Linked DNA regions of Homo sapiens: region 1 is linked to region 2. Evidence: chromatin contacts called from ENCODE Hi-C or POLR2A ChIA-PET data. All regions are on one chromosome and are shown on one strand. Each heading gives the region's core, a stretch centred on a gene start or an enhancer-like site at or near the end of the contact. The rest is flanking DNA. Distances are from core to core; before and after follow the strand shown.

Region 1 (4,539 bases), core at 583-3,082, 63 kb after region 2:
AATGTGCTTGGTATTCACAGGGCAGTGTTTATTTTGAGGAAGTCTGTGATGTAAAGCAGCTTTGAGATGTCGTTGGCTCTCCCACTTGTTGAATTGTCTAGCAAAAGTATGACCCTATTTAAGTTCACTGAGCATTTATTCTCTTATGTTTGAGTAGTCTGAAGTCTTGGTCGAAGGAAAGGCACCCCTCCTCCCTTCTTTGCCCCATTCTCTCCCATGAAAGTCAAAAGTTGTGTGGTCTGTCTTTTGGAAGGTCACCTTTTCCCCTTGGTGAAGATCTGAGACCAGAAATCCTGGCCAGTTACAGCCTTTTGTTGTTTGGCTTTAATTTGCTTTGACACAGCTTTTAGGGTTATTAGGTTTCAGTAATGAGAACATGGGAAATGATACTGTATTCATATAATATTAAAATTAAACAACTGTTATTTTTACACAACAAAAATTTCCAGTACAAAAACTGAGAACTGGAGTAAAGGTTCCAAACTTGGTGTTATGTAGAGATGGATTTTGGTTTTGTTGAAAGCTACTGAGACATCCATTTCAGAGATAACCATGTCCTTACTTGTTTTATGATAGTGAGTAGTGCTTAGTCTTACAAAGCCATCTTATAAGACGTTCCCAAAGCATTTGATATATGTTGACAGTTCTAGCAAAATAACCAAAAACCAAGTATCTAGCTTCTTGTCCTGTATTATTCCTTATGATTTGGAAATTGAACCTTTACTCTGTGGATTCCTGGTCTAACCATTAGAGCATGCCCATTGGGAAAGATCTTTAATCCTTGTTTTTCAGCCACCACAGTAGGTACATATATATGCAATATTAACTGAAACAAAAGTTTCACAAAACAGTAATTATCCTACTATATATGAAGCAACTTCATAAATTACATTTATTTCTGTTATGAAGTGCCTATTGTGCAACACATTAAATTGATTTTACGTCCTGCTAATAGGGCAGAACACTACTGTAGGCCATGCCAATGATACATCTTTTTTGTTTGTTTTGAGACAGTCTCATTCTGTCACCCAGATTGGAGTGCAGTGGGGCGATCTCGGCTCACTGCGGCCTCCGCCTCCCGGGTTCAGGCAATTCTGCTCAGCCTCCCGAGTAGTTGGAATTACAGGCGCCCACCACCACACCCAGCTAATTTTTGTATTTTATTTTATTTATTTTTTAGTAGAGATGGGGTTTCACCCTGTTGGTCAGGCTGGTTTCTAACTCCTGATCTCAGGTGATCTACCCACCTTGGCCTCCCAAAGTGCTGGGATTACAGGCATGAGCCATCATGCCTGGTCGAATGATACATCTTCATTTGACCCCTGCTTCTGTAAAGAATGCTGATTCTGCAGAACTGATCTAGTAACCTTAATCTAGCTGAACCTCATTTGAAGTCATCAGAACCAAAAGTATGCCCTTCATGTGGGTGGGTGGGTGGACCAGCCCTGTGGCATTGAGCTCTTGACAAGTGCTTAGGCAGACGGGTCCTATAGCTGCTACTGCTAGGAGTGAGTCAGCCACTACATTGTGTGGTGCCTTGTCTTGTTCTGTCCTTTTTTTTTAACCTGATTTCTGGTTAAGGGGGTGTTAAAACAAAAATTCAAATGTAAACTAGGAAAATCTCAACTCTTTTAAAAAATTAGCATGCCTTTAGTCAACATTTATCAAGCTTTACGCCAAACGTACTGGATGGGGACACTTGCAGAAGCTGTTGTATGTTGTAGGGTGAGATACATGGAAAATAGATGGCCTTTATGGGATCTGTAGAAGAAACTGAGGGTTTCTGGTATACCTCAAGTCCTCTGACTTCCTTGAGAAACTCATTAGTGTTTATTCAACTACATTTAATTAGAAAAAGCAAATTCTAATAGGATTGCTCATGACCACAGGATTGTTCTGTTTCTAAATAGTGAAAAACCAGAGAGGTCACAGAATAACAATATAAACAACCCCCACCCTCCATTTCCTGGTTATCTAGTTTTCTTACATCATTCCCATTGGGACTAGGATTCTCAGCTTCCAACCCTAGAATGAGTTAGTCTCACAGAGGCTTAAGTAATCTCTATTTTATTCATTAGAGCTTGTGTTCATTTCTACATAAGCTGCTTTTGGAAGAAGTTAGGGGTCTTTCCTAGTTAGAAGGAGTATCTCTTCTTAGGAAGGGGTTGTGTGATTGACAACTGGCACAAATAAATGAAGCTCTAGCTCAGTATGTTCATGTATCAATATTGTAGTATTTAAAATGTCCTCATGTCTCCGATTCTCTTGCTTTGTCCTCTCACTTCTTTAGCAGATGTCTCAAGAAAATATTGAGGAAGCAGAGTATATCTGTAGGCTCTTCTGACCCCTAGTTTTCTTCTGGATCATTTTGCTCTGTGTGCATGTGTATGTGTGTATGTGTGTAATAACTACACATAGAAGAACTGCCTTGGAAGGTTTCTGAAGAGAACTCTTAGTGTTTCATTTGGCTTTGTAATTCTAATGAGTTCTTATCTAACCAACTCCCTTCTTTTCTTTTTCAGATGAGTTTGATGCCTACATCATTGTGTCTTTCGTGAATGCCACCCTAGTGTTGTCCATTGGAGAAACTGTAGAAGAAGTGACTGACTCTGGGTTCCTGGGGACCACCCCGACCTTGTCCTGCTCCTTATTAGGAGATGATGCCTTGGTGCAGGTGAGGGTTCTCAGAGCTTACCTACTTGGCCTGCTTTGTTCTTTCTTGGCCTTCATTGTGATGCAGGCTGCTGTGTTCATGTCTCTTCACCCTCACCTTCCAGCAAGCCTTAGGGGTAGGGAACATATGATTTGGGCACATAATATCCCTCTCTGTATTTGCCATTTTTCTGTTACAGAGCCACATCACTGCAGCTTTCATCTCTAATAAAGATCTTTATAAGTGTTTTGTTAATAAGCTTTGAACTTCTTTGAAGTGGACACTGCAAAACATGAACTATTTAAAAGTTGACCTTGCCTGAGGCCTACTAACTCTTTTGTCTTTGATTCAACTGGTGCCTCAAATGCAGTGGCCCCAGGTCTGATTTTAGTGACAGATCTGATAGATGTGAGGGTCATTCTGAGTGATGAATCAAATTGTTAAAGTCAGGTTTCTTTCTGTTACTGACTCTAGGTCTATCCAGATGGCATTCGGCACATACGAGCAGACAAGAGAGTCAATGAGTGGAAGACCCCTGGAAAGAAAACAATTGTGAAGTGTGCAGTGAACCAGCGACAAGTGGTGATTGCCCTGACAGGAGGAGAGCTGGTCTATTTCGAGATGGATCCTGTATGTTATTTTATCATTCACTGTGGGACTTATTGTAGGGACCAGAGGGAAAGATGGGCATTGTAGTCTAGTCATTTAGATGATAGTATGGTGAAATCCTGTCTCTACTAAAAATACAAAAATTAGCTGGGCGTGTTGGCATGCACCTTGTAGTCCTAGCTACTCAGGAGGCTGAGGCAGGAGAATTGCTTGAACCCGGGAGGCAGAGGTTGCGGTGAGCTGAGATTGCACCACTGCACTCCAGCCTGGCGACAGAGCAAGACTCCGTCTCAAAAAAAAAAAAAAAAAAAAAAAGCGAGCTGGAGTGACAGTGTTCACAAACCAGTTTGGTCCCTTACAGAGATGGGGAAAAGGGGTAATTTGATGTCTAATTCTAGGTAGAGTTATGAAATCCCCTCTTAGCAGTGAAACACTTGCTCCTCCTGCATTTCACTCTCTACTTTTCCAACAAATATTTGGCATAGATTTAATTTCTGCAGTCTGAATCCATTTCAGAAAACTTCTATATGGAAGGATGTTCAGTACACTTAATTCTCTTGCTCTCAGGAGGTCTCTAGTGTGGCCAAATTTGTAGCCTGCCTGTACCTTTGGTTGAGATTTCTCTGTCTTTAACCATATTTGAATTCCCTTCACCCAGAATATTCTTGTAAAACACAGACAGTTTTATATGTCTCCATTTCCTGAGAACAAAGTTGGCTCAGAAAATTTGTGGCACATTGACCTTGTCAAAGGTCTGTTCATTCTCTTATTGATGGAAGATACTCATTTTGCTTGCTGTGAGCCTGTTAACTTCAGTCTTGAGAACTCAGGTAGATAAATTCTTGTCATTTACTATAGTAAGAGGAGTGAGAGGAAGCAGAACAAAATACAACAGCCCTCCTTCATTCTCTGGATCCAGGGTTTTGGGGTGAATTGGAGCATCTAGACCCATCCCTCTGTAGTTTTGACCTTGCTGTGTCTTTCCTCCTGTAGTCAGGACAGCTGAATGAGTACACAGAACGGAAGGAGATGTCAGCAGATGTGGTGTGCATGAGTCTGGCCAATGTACCCCCTGGAGAGCAGCGGTCTCGCTTCCTGGCTGTGGGGCTTGTGGACAACACTGTCAGAATCATCTCCCTGGATCCCTCAGTGAGTGACACTCTGAGCTTCAAGGATCATCTGGTTGGAACCTGAGCATCTGGCTCCTGATGTCTATCTCTGAGATCCACTCCTGATGTCTATCTCTGAGATCAGCTGGGTTAGAACCCAGAATCCAT
Region 2 (4,248 bases), core at 1,345-3,844:
GTGCACGATCTCGGCTTGCTGCAACCTCTGCCTCCCAGGTTCAAGCGATTCTCCTGTCTCAGCTTCCTGAGTAGCCAGGATTACAGGTGTGCACCACCACAACCGGCTAATTTTTGTATTTTTAGTAGAGATGGGGTTTCACTATGTTTGCCAGGCTGGTCTCAAACTCCTGACCTCAGGTAATCCTCCCGCCTTGGCATCCCAAAGTGCTGGGGTTATAGGTGTGAGCCACCACACCTGGCTATTATTTTTACCTTTTTTTTTTCTTTTGAGATGGAGTCTTTCTCTGTTGCCCAGGCTAGAGTGAAGTGGCGTGATCTCGACTCACTGCAACCTCCGCCTCCTGGGTTCAAGCAATTCTCCTGCCTCAGCCTCCTGAGTAGCTGGTATTACAGGCGCCCGCCACCATGCCCAGCTAATTTTTGTATTTTTAGTAGAGACAGGACTTCACCATCTTGGCCAGGCTTGAATGCCTGATCTTGTGATCCACCTGCCTTGGCCTCCCAAAGTGCTGGGATTATAGGCGTGAGCCACTGCGCCCAGCCTATTATTGCTTTTTAAGTGATGGGGTCTCATTATGTTGCCCAGGCTGGCCTCGAACTCCTGGCCTCAAGCAATCCTCCTGACTCAGGGTCCCAAGTAGCTGAGACTACAGGCACGAGCCACCCAGCTATTGTTATTTTGAGATGGAGTTTCGCTCTTGTTGCCCAGGCTGGAGTGCAGTGACGCAATCTCGGCTCACTGCAACCTCCACCTCCGGGGTTCAAACAATTCTCCTGCCTCAGCCTCCCGAGTAGCTGGGATTATGGGCACATGCCACCACACCCAGCTAATTTTTTTTGTATTTTTAGTAGAGACAGGGTTTCATCATGTTGGCCAGACCGGTCTCGAATTCCTGACCTCAGGTGATCCACCTGCCTCGGCCTCCCAAAGTGCTGGGATTATAGGCATGAGCCACCACACCCGGCCCAGCTACTGTTATTTTTAACTGTTAATACAACTAATAAGTACCACTGCATGCCTCTCATGTACTAAGTGGTTCATATTACCACATTCCTCTCATAACAGTCATGTGGCACAGAGGTCATTATCCCTGCTTTATGAATGACAAGACTGAGGTTACAGAACTTTTGCCTAAGGTCACACAGCTGGGCAGTGGTCAAGTGAAGATTTGAACTTGGGGTATCTGGCTTCAAAGCCCAAGCAATTTCCACTATACTCTGCTTCCTTCCTCTAAAAATAACAGCTACTAGCTTTGTATAGGATTAGGCAAACCTTATCTTAATCTCCTACATTTATACAGGGATTTGTCATTTTTATAAGGTGCTTTTGATCCTGATTTTTTTTTTTTTTTTGAGACAGAATCTCCCTCTGTCGCCCAGGCTGGAGTGCAGTGGCGTGATCTCGGCTCACTGCAACCTCTGCCTCCCAGGTTCAAGCAGTTCTCTGCCTCAGCCTCCCGAGTAGCTGGGATTACAGGCGCCTGCCACCATGGCTGGCTCATTTTTTGTATTTTTAGTAGAGATGGGGTTTCACCATCTTGGCCAGGCTGGTCTTGAAGTCCTGACCTCATGATCCACCCGCCTCAGCCTCCCAAAGTGTTAGGATTACAGGCATGAGCCACCTCACCTGGCCTTGATCCTGATTTAAAAAAAAAAAAAGTTTTTTTTTTTTTTGTAGAGATGAGGTCTCACCACATTGCCCAGGCTGGTCTCAAACTCCTGGCCTCAAGTAATCCTCCTGCCTTGGCCTCCCAAAATGTTAAGCTTACAGGTATGAGCCACTTGGCCTCAATCCTGTTTTTTCATTAGGCTACCCAAGAAACACAAGCTAGGGCTGGATGGAGCTATGCATCTCATTTCGTAGATGAGAGGACTGAGGCTCAGAGGGCTAAGGGACTTGTCCAAGGTCACACGCCAACTATGTGCTGGAAGATCTAATTTGTGTGTTATTTTGAGATAGAGTCTGCTCTGTCGCCCAGGCTGGAGTGCAGTGGCACGATCTCAGCTCACTGCAACCTCTGCCTCCCGGGTTCAAGTGATTCTCCTGCCTCAGTTTCCCAAGCAGCTGGGATTACAGGTGTCTGCCACCATGCCCAGCTAATTTTTGTATTTTTAGTAGAGATGGGGTTTCGCCATGTTGGCTAGGCTGGTCTCGAACTCCTGACCTCAAGTGATCCACCCGCCTTGGCCTCCGAAAGTGCTGGGATTACAGGAATGTGCCACCGTGCCTTGCCTGGAAGATCTAATTTGAATTCTGATCTTCCAACTCCTGAGCTTTTCTCCCTGGTCCAAGGATGCCTTGCTATCATGTCAGTCACCAAAGAATCCCCTCAAGTGTGGCTCAATGTCACCAAGATAAGTGTCTTCACCATGATGTTTGTATAGGGCTCTATCTCAACATGGGAAAAGATGGCTGCTGACCACTGATAGGCAATTTCCCTCGTACCTCCAGTGTCTTCTTCAGAGTGGAGATGTTTTCACTGCAGACTTCCACGTTGTTCAGAGTCACCTGGGAGATGAGGAAGGAAGAACGTGACTTCCTGCTGACTGTGCCTGCCACCCACTCCAATGCCAGACTGGCTGACAGCTGTGCTCCATGAAGCTCAGAGAAGGGCTGGCTGGAGTTCAGACTTGCGCTAATGAAAACCCACACTGCTACATCTGAGCAGGACGCTCAGATCTTGGATTGGGCAGAATGGGGAAGCAGGCTCGCCCTTTCTTCTGTGCCTGATGACAGGGAGCCTAAAGCTATCAGGACCTCAGAGGTAGTGAGCTCAGGTTTCAGGTCTTCTTTTTTTGTTTGTTTTTTTGTTTTTTTGAGATGGAGTCTGGCTCTGTCACCCAGGCTGGACTGCAAGCTCTGCCTCCCGGGTTCATGCCATTCTCCTGCCTCAGCCACCCGAGTAGCTGGGACAACAGGCGCCCGCCACTACGCCAGGCTAATTTTTTGTATTTTTAGTAGAGACGGGGTTTCACCATGTTAGCCAGGATGGTCTTGATCTCCTGACCTCATGATCTGCCCACCTCGGCCTCCCAAAGTGCTGGGATTACAGGCGTGAGCCACTGCGCCCGGCGAGGTTTCAGGTCTTCTTGTACTGTGTTACCTACAGAGCAGAAATGACTCAGGCATACAGGTCCAGGATAAGTTCTGAGGCTCCAAACGGTCAAGCCCCAGGTCAGTGATACAAAGCCTGACATTCATTAAAGAAAAGCTTCCAGAGAGCCTGCCACCTATGAGGTATTTTCTCATTCTTTATCTCATGGAGTCTGCTAAATACCCCCATAGAACACGTATTATCAAGCCCAGTGCACGGGAGGAAATGAGACTCCTCAGAAGGTAAAATGATTTGGCCAGGCACGGTGGCTCACGCCTGTAATCCCAGCACTTTGGAAGGCCAAGGCGGGTGGATCACCTGAGGTCAGGAGTTCAAGAACAGCCTGGCCAACATGGTGAAACCCTGTCTCTAATAAAAATACACACAAAAAAATTAGCCAGGCGTGGTGGTGCACATCTGTAGACCCAGCTACCAGGAGGCTGAGGCAGGAGAATCGCTTGAACCTGGGAGATGAGAGGTTGCAGTGAGCTGAAATTGTGTCACTGCACTCCAGCCTGTATGACAGAGCAAGACTCTGTCTCAAAAAAAAAAAAAAAAAAAAAAGCTGGGGCAGGGTAGCTCATGCCTGTAATCCCAGCACTTTGGGAGGCCGAAGCAGGTGGATCAAGAGGTCAGGAGTTTGAGACCAGCCTGCCCAACATGGCGAAACCCCGTCTCTACTAAAAATACAAAAAATTAGCCAGGCGTGGTGGCGGGTGCCTGTAATCCCAGCTACTCGGGAGGCTGAGGCAGGAGAATTGCTTGAACTTGGGAGGCGTAGGTTGCAGTGAGCTGAGATCACGCCACTGCACTCTAGCCTCGGTGACAAGAACAAAACTACGTCTCAAAAAAAAAAAAAAAAAAAAAAAGTAAAATGATTCACGAAGGTCTGACAGCAACTGATTCAGCAAATATTTACTGAGCACCTGGATGTGCCAGGCACAGTTCTAGGCACTGAGAGAAAGCAATTAACAAAAAAGACATGGTCCACTCCTCACAGAGCTGACATTCCAGAAGGGAAGCCAGATAGTAAACAAATGCATTATATAATGCCAGGAAGAATAATAAAGCAGGAAAAGGGACAGACACTCAGAGTGACAAGGCCACAAAGCTGGAGCCAGGCTTAGAATTCGGGTCTCTGAGCTTCCAGA

The links. Hi-C counts contacts between places; a loop is a spot of excess contacts on that map. ChIA-PET counts read pairs that join two places held with the same protein, here RNA polymerase II (POLR2A). Pooled maps may share reads with other maps.
Region 1: a map with no recorded cell type shows a loop between it and region 2 (2.1-fold over the local background). The contact joins two enhancer-like sites. A Hi-C loop is called at or near these places in 1 of 37 single-sample maps with no recorded cell type and 4 of 50 pooled maps. POLR2A ChIA-PET finds 5 or more read pairs at or near these places in 11 of 52 experiments (B cell, CD8-positive, alpha-beta memory T cell, H1 and 6 more).

Annotation. Positions count from the first base shown.
Region 1 is chr16:70,551,924-70,556,462 of GRCh38, forward strand. SF3B3 (splicing factor 3b subunit 3) reads left to right here. Exons shown (of 26, transcript NM_012426.5): 12 at 2,523-2,674; 13 at 3,128-3,283; 14 at 4,256-4,411. Among named protein-coding and RNA genes, the nearest start is that of SNORD111, 16 kb to the left of the region's middle. Within about 2 kb of position 1,833, at least 3 of the 41 ENCODE cell types and tissues checked have a DNase peak (open chromatin) inside an H3K27ac peak, as active enhancers do.
Region 2 is chr16:70,487,882-70,492,129 of GRCh38, forward strand. COG4 (component of oligomeric golgi complex 4) reads right to left here. Exons shown (of 19, transcript NM_015386.3): 13 at 2,449-2,511. Among named protein-coding and RNA genes, the nearest start is that of COG4, 34 kb to the right of the region's middle. Within about 2 kb of position 2,595, at least 2 of the 41 ENCODE cell types and tissues checked have a DNase peak (open chromatin) inside an H3K27ac peak, as active enhancers do.